Regions from separate parts of the Homo sapiens genome. Here region 2 is linked to region 1. A link is an interaction called in ENCODE POLR2A ChIA-PET data of the cell type or tissue named here. Cell type or tissue: K562. All regions are shown on one strand. Each heading gives the region's core, and the rest is flanking DNA. Links, peaks and the distances in the headings are about the cores only. Region 1 overlaps ACLY (ATP citrate lyase). Region 2 holds the start of GAST (gastrin).

What was found. Peaks named below come from ENCODE experiments on the same cell type or tissue, not always from the same donor. Only the 100,000 strongest peaks of a DNase experiment are listed, where the experiment ranks them.
Region 2: POLR2A ChIA-PET joins it to region 1 with 8 read pairs; 6 of 35 experiments call an interaction of 5 or more read pairs at or near these places.

The regions. Positions count from the first base shown.
Region 1 is chr17:41,910,399-41,915,765 of GRCh38, reverse strand. ACLY (ATP citrate lyase) reads left to right here. Exons shown (of 29, transcript NM_001096.3): 2 at 1,870-2,051; 3 at 3,224-3,346. The coding sequence starts at 1,893. Among named protein-coding and RNA genes, the nearest start is that of ACLY, 5.9 kb to the left of the region's middle. RefSeq lists enhancers at 4,523-5,022, 4,522-5,367. In K562, for the core only: no CTCF peak of the experiment used is centred there; no DNase peak of the experiment used is centred there.
Region 2 is chr17:41,707,998-41,713,364 of GRCh38, reverse strand. GAST (gastrin) reads right to left here and starts at 1,034. Exons shown (of 3, transcript NM_000805.5): 1 at 978-1,034. RefSeq lists an enhancer at 4,669-5,196. In K562, for the core only: no CTCF peak of the experiment used is centred there; a DNase peak (open chromatin) is centred at 2,473; H3K27me3 peaks cover 1,033 bases.

The DNA.
Region 1 (5,367 bases), core at 247-5,246:
GGTCTGAGTCAAAAATATTGGGAAATGGAGCAGTGGGTGGGGGGTGGAGGACCGTGGGGCAGTGAGGTGGTTGGGACGTCTCTGGAAACTCATACTGAGAAGGAATCTCAAGTCATTCCAGGGGAAGGCCAGAAAAGGGAACATCTCTGAGCCCCTTCCCAGCTACCCCACTTTAGGCAGACACCAGGCTGAATACACCCATTGTGCCATGCTGGATACTAGCTAGGAGGCCGACAGAGGCAGCCAAGCCAGGATGAGAACCTGAAGCCCCACCAGCCTGGCCGATTGGGAGGGGGCGCAATGTAGCCCCTGGAATGTTGGCCTTCTCTGAGTTGGGAACGGAGACCCAACTTCCAGCACGTGTAAACAAGCCGGCTCCTTCACTCTGCCCTCCTTTATTTGTACTTGACTTTTTTCTCCCCCAGCAAATTAAACAGCTTTGCTTCTGGGCTTTGGGGGAGTCAGGAGTGACTTTTCCTGATCCGGCCAAGCTCTTGGCCTGAATTTCCATGCCCACCTCCCCCGATTCCCCTCCCCAGCTCAGTCCTTGAGTTACCCACAGGAGAATGGGTGTATCAGGACAGAGTCTTGGAGAGGGGAGATGATGAAATTCTTATCATAGACTCTTTGAAGTGAAAAGGACACATGGGCCTGGCTCTTGGAAAAATGGTCTTTTCTTGGGCTGGTGTGGATTTTTCTGGGGACCTAGGTGTAAGAGGGTTTGGGTTCGAGTCTTGGGTCATAACCTTGCTTATTATTAGGTGGGCTTCTTGGGCAAGTTATCCTAACGCCTCTGAGATTTTATTCCTCATCTAAGAAATGGGGTTATAAATCTCAGTGTACCTCCCAGAGCTCATATGAGATGAGTTTCTTTTTATCTTTTTTTAGACACAAGGTCTTGCTCTGACACCCAGGCTACAGTGCAGCGGTGCAATCATAGCTCACTGTAGCCTCGAACTCCAAGATGAGTTTTCCTATACATGTGATGGAGGATGGTTTCTGCCTCTTCCTCCTCCTCCTCTCAGTCCGCCCCAGTTAGAAGTGACCACTACAGGGTGGTCCCCAGAGAGGCATCTGTTCTTCTTAGTGAGTTTTGCTCTAAATTAGCAGCTGGATGACGCAGTGGGGCGGGTGGAATGTGCTAAAGGTCGGTTTCCCTGCCCTGTGTCTGCTCCATACTCAGGATTGGGAGGCTAGTGTCCAGGAGAAAAGAGGAGAAAAGAGCTTAGCGATGATCCTCCCCCCTCCCCTACTCCCCTTCTAACCAGGACCTGGGGGTGTGACCCTTTTTGAGGCTAAGTAAACTTGCTGGCTTGGCCATTGGCCCGGTGGTGTGTAAGGGTGTGTATAGGGGTAAATCTGGGTGTGGGGGAGATGAAACCTGTAGGGAGAGAAAGGCTAGCCTTTTGCAATTTCAGCCGTACTCTGCACTGGTCAGAGAACAGAAAGGTGTTTCAGTGTCTGCCCACCTCAGATGGGACCAGCACTCAGATTTGGGTCAAAGCACCGGTTTTCTTGGCCTTCTAGCCAGCTGCCTTTTGCTCCAGGATGAGTGTGGTTGTGGATCAGCTAGTTTGCCTAGAGGGAATGGGGCAGGGTAAGGCAAGAGTCCCAGGGGAAATGGCACTTTTGTTTTTCTCTATCTTCCCTCACCCATTATCTCTGGATCTTCTTCCTCTGCTGGCAAAAGTGCTGCTTGATATCTCTCTTCCATCCCTCCCGCTGGGACAGCATTTTTTCCTTCCTCTTGAGAAAAGCTGAGATCTGGTTTTATTGTCTGGGGGCAACTGGGAGTGGGTCTGCCCTGCTGGGGAAGATAGTGCCTCCACACGCCTGCCCCCTTCTGACCAGCTTCTCTCTCCCAGACAGGTAGAGCAGGTCTCTCTGCAGCCATGTCGGCCAAGGCAATTTCAGAGCAGACGGGCAAAGAACTCCTTTACAAGTTCATCTGTACCACCTCAGCCATCCAGAATCGGTTCAAGTATGCTCGGGTCACTCCTGACACAGACTGGGCCCGCTTGCTGCAGGACCACCCCTGGCTGCTCAGCCAGGTGAGCCCTGCCTCCACTTTGGGCCTTTCTTCCAGGCCCGGGGTCTGAGGAAGAGAAAGCCATTGGTTTGTTGGTGATGCCGATAGGGTCATGGGGTTGGAGGCTGCCAGCAGCAGCTGTGGGAAGCATGCCATGGGCTGAGCAGGGTTTGTGTTCATGCTGAGCCCTGCATGTTGAGGTACCCCAGCATGGTATACCCTGCCATGGGCTTGAAACTGGACAAACTGGTGTCCAAATCAAAGCTGTGTTTATTAACCATGTGGCCTGGGGCAAGCCATTTCACCTCTTTTGAGTTTTAGATTCCCCATCTCTCCAATGGGATAATACTCACTTTGAGCTGTAAAGATTAGCAAGAAGCATTTAGCGTGCTTGGTGCCTGGCACATGGTAGATGCTCAGTAAAAAGTAGGGATGTGCCCTCTCCTCCCCTAAGTGGAGTATATCAGGAATGTATCAAGGCAATTAGGAAGTGTGATGTTGTACTTTGTGAAGAATGGCCCCGACCCTGGAGGGTCAGCCTGGAATAGAGGGCTCTGTTCTTGAGATCTTTGCAGGGCCATTGTTAGAAAGCTCTTAGATTTCCTTGGCAGGGCTCAGAGAGTAAGCCTAGGACTAGTGGTGGTGTTTCTTCCCACTAGGAGGCAGCTCAACCACAAAGGGATGGAGGGAGTTTCCTGGCCCTGGAGATGTATGAGCAGTGGTTAGGGGCTGCTTATTGGGCCTGTTGTAGACAGGGTTCAAGCACAGGGATGGGGTTGACCAGATGACCTCTAAGGTTCCTTGCTGCCTCAAGGCTCTGTCTCTCTGTTTTCCTCTTTGGAACACATGTTCTGGTCCATATTCTGAGGGGCTTACTGTTGAATGAAGAAGCTAATGTATCACATAGGGAGGGTAGAGAATCACTTATTCACTCAGCAGGTATTTGCTGAGCGCCTACTCTGTGCCAGGCTCCATCTGGGCACAAATGCCTCTAGATACCTGGTTGTCAAAAGCAAGATATTGGCTAGGGTAGGTGGAGGAAGCATCCAGGAGTTGACTCTGAAGGATGGTTAGGGCTGGCTTTGGAGCAGAGTGAATGGGAAGTCAATCCCTGCTGTCCTCTATTTGGATCCCCAAAATACTACGGTTTATCTAATTCTTCCTCACTCTAAATACAAACCGCTTTTGTTCCAGAACTTGGTAGTCAAGCCAGACCAGCTGATCAAACGTCGTGGAAAACTTGGTCTCGTTGGGGTCAACCTCACTCTGGATGGGGTCAAGTCCTGGCTGAAGCCACGGCTGGGACAGGAAGCCACAGTGAGTGGGCATGGGGTCAGGATGAACGTGTGTGGTAACAGAAGCAAATATGGTCACCTCCAGGTCAGCAGCTCTGTGGATCACCCCCACAGCCAGTCTCATTGTAGCTCAGGGAAGGCAGGAGTCCTGTGGCGCTGACCCACTCAGGTGGCTGCCAGCAGTAGGCTCAGTCTTGATGCCCATTCCCAGCTCCCTCATCATCCAAACTTCTTTGTTTTATTGGTTTGGGCAAGATGTGCTGCAGAGGTAACCTCAATATAATTCAAGAGCCAGGTGGAAATGGTCTGATTCTTTTTTTTTTTTTTTTTGACAGGGTCTTGCTCTGTAGCCCAGGCTGGAGTGCAGTGGCGTGATCTTGGCTCACTGCAACCTCCGCCTCCTGGGTTCAAGCGATTTTCTAGCCCCAGCCTTCTGAGTAGCTGAGATTACAGGCATGCAGCACCATACTTGGCTAATTTTGTATTTTTAGTAGAGACGAGGTTTCTCCATGTTGGCCAGGCTGGTCTCGAACTCCTGACCTCAGGTAATCTGCCTGCCTCGGCTTCCCAAAGTGCTGGGATTATAGGCATGAGCCACTGCGCCCGGCCTACTTTATTTTTTTTTAAGACAGGGTCTCACACTGTCACTCAAGGCTGTAGTGCAGTGGCATGTTCACATCTCACTACAGCCTCCACTTCCCAGGTTCAAGTTATCCTCCCACCTCAGCTTCCTGAGTATCCGGGACTATAGGTGCATGCCACCATCCAGGCTGCTTTTTAACATTTTTTTATAGAGTTAGGGTCTTGAATGTTACCCAGGCTGGTCTCGAACTTCTGGCCTCAGGGAATCCTCCTGCCTCAGCCTCCCATGTAGCTGGAACCACAGATGTGTGCCACCAAGCCCAAATTCAATTATTAACTTCTCCCAGCTTGGTGATGAATTTCAACCACGTAGATGAGAGAGTTAAAGTGAAACATGGTTTAGGAAGGGTAAGAGATGCCTGGAATAAAATTATGTTTCTTCTTATTCCCCAGGGGAGCTGGAGGACTAAGGGAGGGAGTGGAGCTGAGGCCTGGCCTAGCCTGGGAAGAATGTGCCATCCACACCTGGCTCTGTAGAGCACGTGGCTCTGAAGGGCCTGGTGCTCATCTGGGGTGAAACTGTACCAGGGATGAGCTGTTCTCTTCCTTGGCTGCCTCGAGAATAGCAATGAAGGTGGTGATGGAGATGTCTTCCTCCCTCATTGGGCTTCCTCAGAGTAGCCCTTAAATGTTAATTTCCCAGTTTCTGGCCCTCATGGGTAAAGCGGGATCCTTGAAGTTGCACATGGACCCAGGCGTGAAGCGACCTGTCCCTTGAGTTCCCAGGCCTTTGGAGAGAGGATGGTGGGATTGGAGGGAGGGATGCTGAGCATGTCCCCAGGGAGCACATCCTGCTTCCTTCTGCTGGCCTCTGGGAGGGGAAGGTGGGACATCAGACATCTGAGCTGGCAGCAGCGTTGGGCCAGCAGGAGTGGCTCATTACCTCTTATGGATTGCTGTCTGGTCCCTGACTCAGCAGTGACGCACAGGCCAGGCGGGGGTTTTGGGACTTACTAGGATGAGGGCTGTCTCGCCACAGCCGCCGCCAGGGAATCACTCGAACTGATTAGCTCTGCAGGCCTGTGGTCCTCAGCCAGGAGAGTCTGCGTGGAGAAGTTTCCCTGATTAAGCCCTGGCTCCCCACTTCTCCACCCATTCCCTGCGCCCGGACCCATGTCCTGAGGCTGAGTCACTGTGCCTTCCTCAAGGCTCATGAAGCAGAATGGTTACCTCCCTTCTACCCGGTTTCCCCTCCCCGTCAAGCTCTGCCACAGCCGTGACTTGTTGGAGCCCTTTCACTTGCGCAGGTCCTGTGTCACCCTCCAGAGGAGGCCAAGAGTGGGCAAGGTCGGTGCCTGTTCAGGCACAGCCCGCACCAGAGCAAGGGGTGAAAGGGCATCTCCTGAGGACTTACTGAGCTTAGGGATCTGTGACCCCATTTTTTCTGGAAAAATCTCTCTT
Region 2 (5,367 bases), core at 79-5,078, 200 kb after region 1:
AGAAAAGAATTCTGCTGCTGAAGAAATGTTTGAAAAATCAGTGATCTGGAGCTGTATTGTCAGATGCTAACCACATGTGTTGTTCAGTGCTATAGCCACCAGCCACATGTGGCTCTTTACATTTAAATTAATTAAATTAAAAAATTATGGTCAGGTGCAGTGGCTCACGCCTGTAATCCCAGCACTTTGGGAGGCTGAGGGGGTTGGATCACTTGAGGTCAGGAGTTTGTGACCAGCCTGGCCAACATGGTGAAACTCTGTCTCTACCAAAAATATGAAAAATTAGCTGGGTGTTGTGGCAGGCGCCTGTAATCCCGGCTACTCGGGAGGCTGAGTCAGGAGAATTGCTTGAACCTGGGAGGCAGAGGTTGCATGTCACTGCACTCCAGCCTGGGTGACACGGCGAGACTCTATATAAAAAAACAAACAACAACAACAACAAAAACTTCCTTACACTAACCCCATTTCAAGCGCACACGTGGCTAGTGGCTACCATATTGAACAGTGCAGATGAAGACCATTTCCTGCATCATAGGACGTTCTTTTGGATGGCACTGGTCTAGGAAAGGGCTTGAAGTGGGATCCAGGAGCTGTGGATTCCTATCCCAGCCTTGCCTAATAATCCCTGTGACTTTGGGCAAGTCACATCTTGCCTCTGGGCCTCAGTTTTCTTGTCTGAGAGAAAGGAGAAGAACCCCAGTCCTCCTCACCTCCCAGGGCTGGGAAGAGTGTGAAGGGATAGGCTAAGGGCAGGGCCCCGGCTGCGGCAGAAGGGCAGGTGGAAGGCAAGGTTGGGAATACCAGGGTAGGTACTGGAGCCAAGACCTAGTTCCATCCTGGGATAAAGAAAGGGTCCCAGCTCTGGAGACCCCAAGGGGTGAGCCCCAGACTCTGGCCAGTGGCCTGGTACCTTGATGGGGGAGAGGACCTGTCAACCCACTTCCTAGCCTCTCCCCTCTCCTCCTGGGTTTTCTCACCTGCAGAGCTGGGAGGTGTGTGGTGCCACGGCTGGGCCTGGTGCCTCTCAGGTCTCTGCTCTGCTTGATGCTCCAGGCCTGCCTTATAAAGCCCTCAAGGTCCCTCCCAACTGTCCCCCCACCCCGCCCCTACCCTGCCATATGAGTCCAGGCGAGAGGAATGGGGTGGGGCACAGGTACAGCCCATCACCCTGCCCCGCCCTTTCATTTAGTGTCAGTCAGTCATCCAGGATGTGGGGGAAGGATAGGGGAGTTGACCTTCATGGTGAGGGGCTGGAGCGGGGTGGCGGCAGCTCTCCAGCTGTACCTGAGGGGCAGGAACCAAGCTCCCTGGGTCAGGAGCAATGCTTCCCACCATATCCTGGGGGTCAGAGGCCTGGCACTTATCTCTCGAACTACATAGGGACCTTTGTGGGTGGTGGTAGGTGAGGGAGTGAACCCGATGGGCTTAGATTCAGGGAAAGTGGATTTCGCCATCCACTGATGTTTGGCAAGCGTGTGAATGTGGGGTGATGTATTGATTCCCCGTCCCCTCCACTGGACTCTGCAAACATAACGTGTTACCAGGAGCAATGGGTTGTGGGCTGATGGCCCTGTTCTCTCCTTCTAGTGGCTCACATCCTGGTCACCTCTGAAGTCCTTTCACCCTCCCCCTACCATGGAACACCCTTGGTGCCTTCTTCTCCTTAGGCCCTCTGTGCTGGGCTGGGTTTGGCTTGTAGCTGCCCCGTGTCTTCTAGGTCAGCTGCCCATGCACCACCACTTGCAAACCCCCTATGCAGAACCAATTCCTGGAGGGTCCTGCCTTTGAAGCCTCCTTCATTTTGCTTTCAAGGGGAGCTAGTAATCTGCATAACAACTTTTTTTTTTTTTTGAGACAAAGTCTAGTTCTGTCACCAGGCTGGAGTGCAGGAGTGCAGTGGTGTGATCTCGGCTCACTGGAACCTCCGCCTCCTGGGTTCAAGCGATTCTTCTGCCTCAACCTCCCTAGTAGCTGGGATTACAGGCGCACGCCCCCACGCCTGGCTAATTTTTTGTATTTTTAGTAGAGATGGGGTTTCATCGTGTTGGGCGGGCTGGTCTCGAACTCCTGACCTCATGATCGGCCCAGCTTAGTCTGCCAAAGTTCTGGGATTACAGACGTGAGCCACCATGCCCAGCCAACAACTTTTCAGTATCAAAATATACCTTCAAATGGTTAGCAAACAGACTAAAGCATTTGCCAAAGATGGACCAGAAAACAAAATGGTACCTTGTTGACTTATTTGATAAACTGCTGCCTCCACATGGTTTGACCAGATGTAATGAGCCGTAGGCTGTTTTTTACTTTTCCACTGTTGAGAGCAGAGATTTTGCTCCTGTTCATGCGTCATTGGGCCCCCACCTTTTCTGGGAGAGTTTGATCCCCTTGGGTATTGGGTAACTGCAGTGGTACCCATGCTTACAGCCAGCCTTGCTGAGAATTAATGGGTGATGAAGGAAGCAGGCTGTGCGGTGTCCATGGCAACTGACGGCTGAATAACCGTTGTGAATAACCACTCTCATCTAGAGCAGGACACGGTGACTCAGCAGATGGAATAAATGAAAACGACAAAAAGCAGTGCAGGCATTGGTGATAATTAATTGAATCACAGAATCTCAGAGATGAAAGGACTTTGAGGGGGCTTGGGAGAACAGGTGGGGTGAGTGTAGCTCTGTTCATACACTAGGGGAATGAATGAAGACATTCGTGTTGCTATGGTAACACTAATGGGAAATGATAAGTTTTCAGTAGAACCCTGGTTGTACCAGAGCCCAAGACTCAGTTTGTGCCCATGGAGGGGGTTATGCCCCCTTGAATGTTCTTCCCCAGGCTGGTTACATGAGGGATGACAATTTCAACAAATAGAAGCATGTCTCCTATTCCATAGGCAATGGTTAGAATGTCACTATTTGGCCAGGCTTGGTGGCTCACTCCTGTAATCCCAGCACTTTGGGAGGCTGAGGCAGGTGGATCACGAAGTCAAGAGATCGAGACCATCCTGGCCAACATGGTGAAACCTTGACTCTACTAAAAATACAAAAATTAGCTGGGCATGGTGGCGGGCGCCTGTAATCCCAGCTACTCGGGAGACTGAGGCAGGAGAATCGCTTGAACCTGGGAGGCACAGAGAGGTTGCAGTGAGCTGAGATCATGCCATTGCACTCCAGCCTGGTGACAGAGCGAGACTCTGTCTCAAAAAAAAAAAAAAAAAAAAAAAAAGAATGTCACTATTTGCAGACCCTGCCAGGTCTGCAGGGGAAGGGTTGCATTCAGAGATGAGCATCCTTGACCCTGAGGAGCTCCCCAGTCACGGACTGCACGTTCTCCTCATGAGGGGACCTCGTCTGATGGAAAAGGAAGGGTTTCCTGGTCCTGTCTTTTTCCAGCTGTTGAGCTTTGAGCATATTTCTCTCCTTCTCTGAGCTGTTTTCTCCTCTAGGAAATGAGGAAAGTAACTTGGGGAGGAGGGTCTCGTGAAGGTGATGTACATAAAGCGCCCTGCACGGTGCTCAAAACATTGCAGATATTTGGCCGGGTGCGGTGGCTCATGCCTGTGATCCCAGCACTTTGGGAGGCCAAGGCAAGCAGATCACCTGAGGTCAGGAGTTCGAGACCAGCCTGAACAACATGGTGAAACCCCGTTTCTACTAAAAATACAAAAATTAGCTGGGCGTGGTGGCACATGCCTGTAATCCCAGCTACTTGGGAGGCTGAGGCACGAGAATTGCTTGAACCCAGGAAGTGGAGGTTGGAGTGAGCCAAGATTGTGCCATTGCACTCCAGCCTGGGTGACACAGTGAGACTGTCTCAAACAAACAGACAAACAAAAGAGAATATCGCAGGTATTTAATCCATTTTGCGTCTTCTCCCCCATCCTCTCTGGGTCTCAATTAACCACATTTGGAAATAGGAATCATTCATTTGTACCTCATAGGGCTGCAGTGAAGGGAAGAGGTGACAAGGTCTGTGCACACGCTTTATACACTTGGGGGAGTTCTCCTTCCCCAAGGCTTAAAGGAGGGTAATTCCCTAAGCATATCACTCTGTGAATCCAAGGGTTTCCCTCCTGCCAGCTGTGACTCAGAGGGACCTCAGCCCAACTGCCACTGAAAGAGGCAGCAGGGATAGAGTCTATGGAAGCTGGACCTCCTGGTGTACAGGGGGTTTTGGAACTGGTGAGGCCAGGGTTTGAATCATGGCTCTAACACCGACTAGCTGGGTGAGCAGAAAATTCAATTTCTGGGCCTACCAAATTGAAGACCAGATCCCAGACCTTGGGACCCATCTCCGTCCCCCTCGAGGGTGCAGGTGTGTGGGCCCTGCCCCTGTCATCACAACGATAACAATGCCGTGTACCAGGAACTGATAAGCTCTTAGCATGAATGAATGCAATCACTCTTCACCATGATCCTAGGACCTAAGTGCTAGTGTGAACCCCTTCTTCAGAAGAAACTGATGGGTACGGGGGCTTACGCCTGTAATCCCAGCACCTGGGGAGGCCGAGGCCGGCAGATTACTTGAGCCCAACAGTTGAAGACCAGCCTGGGCAACATGGCAAAACCCCATCTCTACAAAAAATACAAAAATTAGCTGGGTGTGGTGGTGCGTGGCTGTGGTCCCAGCTATTTGGGAGGCTGAGGTGGGAGGATTGCTTGAGCCGGGGAGGTGAGGTTGCAGTGAGCCATGATTGTGCCACTGTACTTGGGAGACAGAGTGAGACGCTGTCTCAAAAAAAAAAAAAAAAAAAAAAAAGAAGTAGAAACTAAGGCTTAGACAGGTGAAGTAATCCCCATCCTGAGTCCACACACCAAAAAGGAGAGGTGGGTCTGAAACTCAGGTCTCTATCCTCCCAGTAGGAATGTGGCAGGCAGAACAATCATGTCCCCAAAGATGTTCCTGCCCCAATCCTTGGAACCTGTGAATATGTGATTACATAACAAAAGAGACGTTGCAGGTGTGATTAAGGTTACTGGCTTTAAAATAGAGAGCTTATGCCAAGTGCAGTGGTGCATGCCTGTAGTCCCAGCTACTCTGGAGGCTGAGGCAGGAGGATCACTTAAGCCCAGGAGTTTGAGACCAGCCTGGGCAACATAGTGAGACCCCTGTCTCTGAAAAAAAAAATTAGGGAGTTTATGCTGGATTATCTGACTGGGCCCAGTGTAATCACATAGCCCTTAACTTTCTTCAGCTAGAGGCAGAAGAGATGTGGCTGAAGGTCAGGTCGGAGAGCTGGAGTTATGAGGACTCCACAAGCAATTGCTGGTCTGAAGATGGCAGGAGGGCAACAGGACGAGGAAAGCAGTGGCCTTGAGGAGCTGAGAGGTTCTCCACCGACAGCCAGGAAAGAGGAATGTCAGCCCCGCAACT